Regions from separate parts of the Homo sapiens genome. Here region 1 is linked to region 2. The links are chromatin contacts, found by Hi-C or POLR2A ChIA-PET in ENCODE. All regions are on one chromosome and are shown on one strand. Each heading gives the region's core, a stretch centred on a gene start or an enhancer-like site at or near the end of the contact. The rest is flanking DNA. Distances are from core to core; before and after follow the strand shown.

Region 1 (3,783 bases), core at 889-3,388, 87 kb before region 2:
GGGAGAGTATGGCAGTTAAAGTCTCACAGGGCAGAAGGAATTGGGGATCCCTGGCCCAACTGACCCCTCACAACCCTGTATCTCTAGAGAGGAGCTCCCAGGGTTGCAGGAGCCAGCTTTGTCAGGGACAGTGAAAGGGGCAGCAGGGCTCGGAGGCCTGGCTTCACCACTGGGCCGTTGGAGGAGGTGGGTATTTATTTGGTGGGAGGGGCAGGCTCCCACCTCCCACTCTGAGGCAGAGCCTAGCCTCATCTCGCTGCAGGATGGCCCTCCCCCATGTCCAGAAGCAGATCTTCCATAATGTGACTGACAGTAGTGTTAATCAAGGAGGCCAGGGATGTCACTCTGGCTCCAAGAACGATCAGGCCTATCCCCCCGCCCCCCAGCCCCAGTGTAACCCACGCACCCAACAGACACTCAGGAGGTGCCAGTATCAGAAGGCCCTCCAGGGTAGGCAGGGGAGGGCCCTGTGCAGGAAAATGGGGCCACTGTCCCCTCCTTCCAAGACACCTCTTGGAGCCTCACAGAACGTAGTTGATTTAATTCAGCAGCCGTGTCTTCCAAGCCAGTCAGGCCCCAGGCACTGTGTTGGGTGCTGTGGGGGCCTATTGACCCAAGCCTCCCTCTTAGGTTGCTCCCAGGCCAGTGGGGAGACAGACAGGTCATGATAATAGCAAAGACTCCTATAGCACTTAACCATGGGCCAGGCCCTGCTCTAAGTGCTTTATGTATAGGAACTAATTTAATCCCCCCAACAATTAGCTCATTGCAAAGAGGTGCTGATGCTAGCCACATTTTACAGGTAAGGAGACAGAGAGGCCCTGAGAGATTAAGTCACTTGCCCAGTGTCTTGCTGCCAGCCGGTGGTAGAACCAGGATGTGGACCCCGGCAGCCTGGCTCTAGATTCTGTGTTGTTAATCCCTATGCACTGTTGCCAGATAGCCAAGACATGGCATGACAGGGCTGTGACCAGGGTGCATCTGGGGGAGGCTTACTAATGAGCACCTTGCTCAGGGGTTAGGGGCAGTTCTGCTTTCTGATTAGAGGTAGGGAAGCTGCTTGGATTGGTTTTAGTCCTCAAAGCATTAACGTCCTTCTGGCTTTAATACCAAATAATTCAGAGGGGAGAGGAGAGGGGAACAGCAAGAAGGAAGAGGAAGACCCAAAAGGCCTTGGTACCTGCCTGGGTAAGGGAGTGAAAGAGGGGAAGGGATAATGGTTCAGCGTTTGAGGGCAGGAAAAGGTGGCACCACCGACAGAAATGGGCAGTGTGATCGGCAGCCAGATTCTTACTCACAGATTTGTGTTCCGCAGTTCTTTTCACAGCCTATCTGAAACCCATTTTTAAAAAAATTATCCTTCTTAAGTTATAAAGATTATGTTTGTTGTTTGAAAACGAGCTGCTGCTGTTGAGAGGTTGGGGAAAGAGAGGTAAACTTGGTTTCAGCCACATTGAGAGGAGGCAGCTGTGGACCAGGCACCGCTAAAGCAGGAGGGGACAGCAGTCTAGGGTCTCCAGGAGGGGGGTGGCCAGAGATCTGGTGCCCTGAGAGGCCCTGTGGGTGATGCCAGAGGCCAGGAGCAAGAAAGAAGAGGAGATGGTCAGAGGGATAGGAGGGAACTAAGAGGAGGGCGGCACGGTCAGGGATCATTCCCTCCTATTGTGAGAAGAGGTACAGGAGGATGAGAACCCGGGCCTGATGAGAAAGGGCAGTGTTCTCGGAATGATGGGTGTAGAAGCCAGGTAATACGATTACAGTTACTGAGGACTTAGGACATGGACCAAGTTGTATTCTAATTGGTTTAAATGCGTTATCTTATTTTGTGAATTTAAATTTTACAATAACCCTAGGAGCCGGGTCTAGTGCTGTGCCTATTTTACAAGGGAAATAGAAGAGAAGATATTATATAACTTGCCAGAGTAAGGAGAAGCTGCATTTCCCTCCTGTTGAAATTGCCTCTGGCCTGGCCCTCTGGCCTGGAGTCTCCCTGCCTTTGCTATGTGTCCAGTCCACACAAGGCCAAACCTGAGTGACCTAGCTGAGCAGAGCTGAAGTCACAGGAAGTGGCATCAGGATCAGAGCCAAGCCAGCCTTCCGGTGGGGTAAAGTGGGGTGATGACAGGAAGCACTTCCCCTGCCTTCCTGGAATTTGCCCTACTCTCTTAATGTTCTGTGACTTGAGGATTTGTCCCTGTTAAACCACAGTTGTCTGGGTCAGGCTGCTCACACCTTGATGCTGAATGAGTAGATTTTAAGAGGGTGTTAAGAGTGTGGAGTCCTCACCTGGAGAGAGGAAAGGAGTCACCGCAGCTTCCCACTTCTGCCTGGCACCCTTGATGTGTGAGTTCCTTCTCTTTTGCATCCGGCCACAGATGAGCTCCCAGGAGGGCCAGGCGCCCTATCAGGCATCTCCACAGATGGCCTCGATGAAGGGCATCGTACCGTTCTCGGTATTCACATGCAGAAGCTGAGGCTCAGACGGGAGGCACGGTCACCGCGGCACTGCCCGGTGTTGCGCAGTGCAACCTGGGGGCCGAGATTGCTGCCAGTCTCACTGCCTGCCCCAGATGAGGCCCTGATGCTCCTCTTCCTGAAGAGTTGAGTGTTGGACTGACTCAAGTCCATTTAAGGCAAAACCCCTCAGGGCCTGTCAGCCCTCGGGACTTGTAAGCCGCAGGGAAACCTTCCCCCTGCCAGGCAGAGGCTCATTAGGAGGCAGACCTTGCAGCTCAGCTGGGAGGAAACTATAGATAGAGCTAGTTGGTATGCCGTGGGGGCAGCCTGGCGTTTTGGCTGGTGTCTCTCATCCCTGCTGGCTTGCCCAGGCTCACACATATCTGGCTCTGTCATTGTGGCTCTAGGTGTCCAGAGGCCCAGGTCACTGACTCCTGGCATCACCACTGACCAGCTGTGTGACTCACGGAGAGCCACATACTCTTGGCCTCCTTTTGTGATTTTGTAGAATGACGGTATTATTACCTGCACAGCCCATTTCATCACGTTGCTAGGAGCTCTCAGTCAGCCAACAAATATGTATACAGCACCTGATATAGGCTAGGCACTGTTCTAGAAGCTGAAGATACAGCAGGAAACAAACAAACAAAAATCCCGGGCCTCATGGAGCTGATATTTTCAAGAAGCATGGGAATTGTTTGAGAGACAGGAGCTTGGATAAAGGGATGGAGTGTTTTAGACAGGAACAGAGCAACATGTGTCCAGCGCTGACTGTACGTGGAGATAGTTTACTTGCACAGCAGCTCCAAAGTGGCTGTGATTTTTCTCAATTTGGAAAGGAGGGGAGTGTCTGAGGGTTAAGCCAGTTGCTCGGGGCAACAGACCTAGTACTTGGAAGAGCTGAGACTGCCAGCCAGGGCTGCTCACCCCACAGCCGAAGGTCTTTTCTGCCCACTTTGCTGCCTCCTAGGTTAGGCCTCTGTCCTGAGCCTTTGTATGCCAGATAAGGTGTTCATTTGGTGGTCTGCAGAAGCCCATTTCATTTTCCCACACCCAATAAGCCTGTTCTCTTGGGTGCCGGCCCCAGAAGTCACAGTCAGCTGGACCGCAGCTTTTGTTGGCCCTGTGCTAAGGGGTTAGGAGCCAAGGCCAGCAGGTGACAAGTGACATCTGCAGTGACTTCAGGCAGCCCAACCAGGGTGGACAGCCACAGAACTGTGAATATGGCTGGGCACGCTGGTTCACGCCTGTAATCCCAGCATTTTGGGAGGCCAAGGTGGGCGGATCACTTGAGGTCAGGAGTTTGAGACCAACCTGGCCACCATG
Region 2 (3,590 bases), core at 804-3,303:
GAGGTAGGAAGATCGCTTGAGCCCAGGAGTTTGAAGCTGCAGTGAGCCATGATCGTATCACTGCACTCCAGTCTGGCCAACAGAGTTAAGACACCTGTCTCAAAAAGAAAGGCGGGCAGGGTGACAAGAATGTCTTATGTTATAACATTGCTATAAGGACTAAATAAATCTACCTTAGAAGCTTGGCAAAGGGCCTGGCATAATGAACATTCCCAATAAATGTTAGCTAGTTGGTCTTTGCTGCCTACTTGCTGTGTGACCTCAGGGAGGTTGCTTCCCCTCTCTGGGCCTGTTTCCTTCTACCTGGAGCATGCTGGACCAGGACCAGACAGGTCAGCCCTTGGACCATGGATTCTGAGAATCCTGGTCCCTTACAAAGTCCTTCCGTGCACATGTCCGCACCTGTCATGCTGGTCTGCCGCCGTTTTCGACCCTGAGAGTCTCCAGGTCCACCTGGGGACCCTTCAGCCTGCTCCCCTGAGCGAGGCACAAGGGTACAAGACAGTGACAGGTCCACATGGTCTTCCTCTGCTGTCCCCTGCAGCAGAGCAGGTGAGGTGCCAGGCCGCCTGCCTCCTCCCAACTCATCCCGGCCTCGCCGGGGCCCCGTGGGAAGGTAGAGCTTGGGCAGGCCAAGGCCCCGCACACGCTCCCAGGCGAAGTCACCCTCCAGTGGTGTCTCGGTGACAAAGTCGAAGTTCCATCGCTCACGGGCCTCCTGGATGCAGCCCGCCATTAGCGCATCACAGTCGCGGCTCAGCTGCTCGCTGTCCACTGGGCCGAAGAGGCGGCGGCAGGCCTTGCTGCCGCATGGGTTCTGACGGACATCCCCAGCCGGTTCTGACATGGCGCCTGCAGCAGAGATACAAGGAAGGCCCTGGTCACGGCGGAGATTAGACACTATGTTACCTGGCCGGGCTTTGCTGTGTCACCTCAGGTGACGTCTTCCTACCAGAGGGTCTCTCTCACTCCTTCCAGCTGGTCTTCCTGCTTCCTTCCCACAGGAGGCCTGACCCCCACCAGCAGAGCTCAGCCAGCCTGGCACACCAAGGTCACTGGGAGAGCAGGCAACTGAAGGGCAAGCTAATGTCAACAAAGGCAAGTCTATTGCAAGAGCAAGGACCAGGGTCCTGTTTGCCACCAGGTATTATCAGCTAAAATCAATTTGTTTTCCCCCCAGAGGTGTCCCTCATGGGTGTGAATGCCCCCCAAATATGTGTGAATTGCCAGAGTCCAGCAGTTTCCTAATCGCAGCCCTGGCCAGAAGGTCAATTCCCAAAAGAAGAAACAGTCTGACAGTTCCTCCAGCCTCCTAAGTCCCCCGACCCAGATCCCCAAGTAGGGTAACCCTGCTCTGCCAAGTAAAAGTACCCGGGACTTTGGGGCAAAAAGCACCCGGGTTGTGGTCCTAGCTCTGCCAGTTACTACGTAAGCTTTAAAAAGCCACTTAATGTCTCTAGGTCTCAGTTTCCTCATCCATAAATGGGGCCATGTACAAGTTTAAAGAGCATGGCTACAGACACATACTCAAGAAATTGATCACAGAGTCCATGCAGCAAGGCAGACAGAACAGAGCTGAATGAAAGGCTGTATCCTGGTGGTTAAGCAGGAGGGCTCTGGAGCCAGATCACCTGGGCTGGAGTCCAGGTTTTACTAGGTGACCCTGGGCAAGCAACTTAACTTGTCTGAGCTCTAGTTTCCTCATCTATAAAATGGGGATAGTAATAGTGACTGTCTCAGAGGATAGACATGAGAATTAACTGAGTTAATGTAGGTAACGTGCCAGCAGCACTTCGTATAGAGAAGTGCATTGAAAACAGAAGTATGATTATTCCTCTCTGCCTTCAGTTTTACTGAGCCTCCCCCCTATCACTTCCCCCTGCCAACTACCTCCTTCAGACAGCAGCTGACAGGTGCTGTAGGCTGAGGGCCTTTCCCAAGGATGTCGTCAGGCGGGTGGCCTAGGGGTAAGGAGGGGCCGGGCGGGGCAGCGCAAGGGATGATTTCTCCCAGGCTGAGCCACATCCTGCCAGGCACATCAGGTGATCTGAAGTCTAGACACCTGGCAGCCCCTGCCTCGTGTTGCCTGTGTCCAAGGAAACCGTTTTGCAGGCAAAAAGAAAATTAAAGGTGGCTGGTCTACCTGGCTCCTCTCCTCCCCCTTCAGGAGAGGGAAAACGGAGAGTGAGTTTGCCCATGAGGGAGCCCTGGCACCTACCTGCCTGCTCTGGCTTGACTCCAGGGCTGAGTGACTGCACGACCTTGGCAGCAACTGGATTTTCCTAGGGACAAGTCCCAACTTGCAGTTTCTGGGGGTGAAAGCTCTGCTGAGTCCTCATGAGGCAGGAAGCCCGGGACACATGCCACATCTGCTCCACCCCACCTCACCCCACTGCTTGTGATCAGTGGAGCCCACAGTTTCACGTCCCAGCTGGTTGGGAGAGGAGGCTCTTGGTAACTTCACACCAAGTTTAAAGGGCAGGAGATGGAAGAGATATGAGACTTGCCCCTGAGTCATACAGCTAAAAAGGCCAAAGGCCACTGCCCCATAAAGGGGTCACCCAGTACAGTGGACAGAGCCCTCAAATAACCTCTATCCACCCTCTGCTAGGCATGAGTTGGGATTTATTTATATATTTTTATGTTTGGGGGCTGTTCTAAGCAGTTTAAAAATATCAATCCTCCTAAAAAGTGGATATCTATTAGCTCCCTTTTTACAGAAGAGGCAACCAAGGCTCAGATAAGTTAAGTAACTTGCCTAACATCACACAGTTCATAAGTGGCACAGCCAGGATCTGAACCCAGGCCTGTTTGCCCTGAGTCCTGTGCTGTAGTATTGAACCCCACTCCCTCTCTAATTTTGAGGTTTCTTAACCAGAGAGGCCCATCACAATCACTTGGGGAGGCCAGGGGCAGTGGCTTATGCCTGTAATCCTAATACTCTGGGAGGCAGAGGTGGGAGAATCATTTGAGCCCAAGGGTCCAAGACTAGCCTGGGCAACTAGCTGAGACCCTGTCTCTACTAAAAATAAAAATAAATAAAAATTAGCTGGGTGGTTGGGTGCAGTGTCTCACACCTGTAATCCCAGCACTTTGGGAGGCCGAGGAGGGCGGAGCACGAGGTCAGGAGATTGAGACCATCCTGGCTAACACGGTGAAACCCCGTCTCTACTAAAAATACAAAAAAAAATTAGCCGGGCATGATGGCAGCACCTGTAGTCCCAGCTACTCGGGAGGCTGAGGCAGGAGAATGGCGTGAACCCGGGAGGCGGAGCTTGCAGTGAGCCGAGATCACGCCACTGCACTCCAGCCTGGGTGACAGAGCGAGACCGCATCTCAAAAAAAAAAAAAAAAAAAAAAAAATCTGGGCATGGGGGCGGGGGGATCACGCCTGTGGTCCCGGTTACTTGGGAGGCTGAAACAGGAGGACTACTTGAGTCCAGGATGGTGCCATTGCACTCCAGCCTGGGTGACAGAGTGCAACTCTGTCGAAAGAAAAGAAAGAAAGAGAGAAAGAGAAAGAAAGAGAGAAAGAGAAAGGAAGAAAGAAAGAAAGAAAGAAAGAAAGAAAGAAAGAAAGAAAGAAAAGA

The links. Hi-C counts contacts between places; a loop is a spot of excess contacts on that map. ChIA-PET counts read pairs that join two places held with the same protein, here RNA polymerase II (POLR2A). Pooled maps may share reads with other maps.
Region 1: POLR2A ChIA-PET joins it to region 2 with 13 read pairs in T-cell. The contact joins two enhancer-like sites. A Hi-C loop is called at or near these places in 1 of 168 maps with a recorded cell type or tissue (colonic mucosa) and 6 of 50 pooled maps. POLR2A ChIA-PET finds 5 or more read pairs at or near these places in 9 of 52 experiments (AG04449, BJ, GM10248 and 6 more).

The regions. Positions count from the first base shown.
Region 1 is chr6:36,768,431-36,772,213 of GRCh38, reverse strand. The region is part of intron 10 of CPNE5 (copine 5); the gene reads left to right. Among named protein-coding and RNA genes, the nearest start is that of CPNE5, 69 kb to the left of the region's middle. RefSeq lists enhancers at 1-296, 3,015-3,546. Within about 2 kb of position 2,138, at least 15 of the 41 ENCODE cell types and tissues checked have a DNase peak (open chromatin) inside an H3K27ac peak, as active enhancers do.
Region 2 is chr6:36,681,359-36,684,948 of GRCh38, reverse strand. It overlaps CDKN1A (cyclin dependent kinase inhibitor 1A), which reads right to left. Exons shown (of 3, transcript NM_000389.5): 2 at 403-852. The coding sequence starts at 847. Among named protein-coding and RNA genes, the nearest start is that of CDKN1A, 4.4 kb to the right of the region's middle. RefSeq lists enhancers at 1,844-1,963, 2,244-2,363. Within about 2 kb of position 2,053, at least 30 of the 41 ENCODE cell types and tissues checked have a DNase peak (open chromatin) inside an H3K27ac peak, as active enhancers do.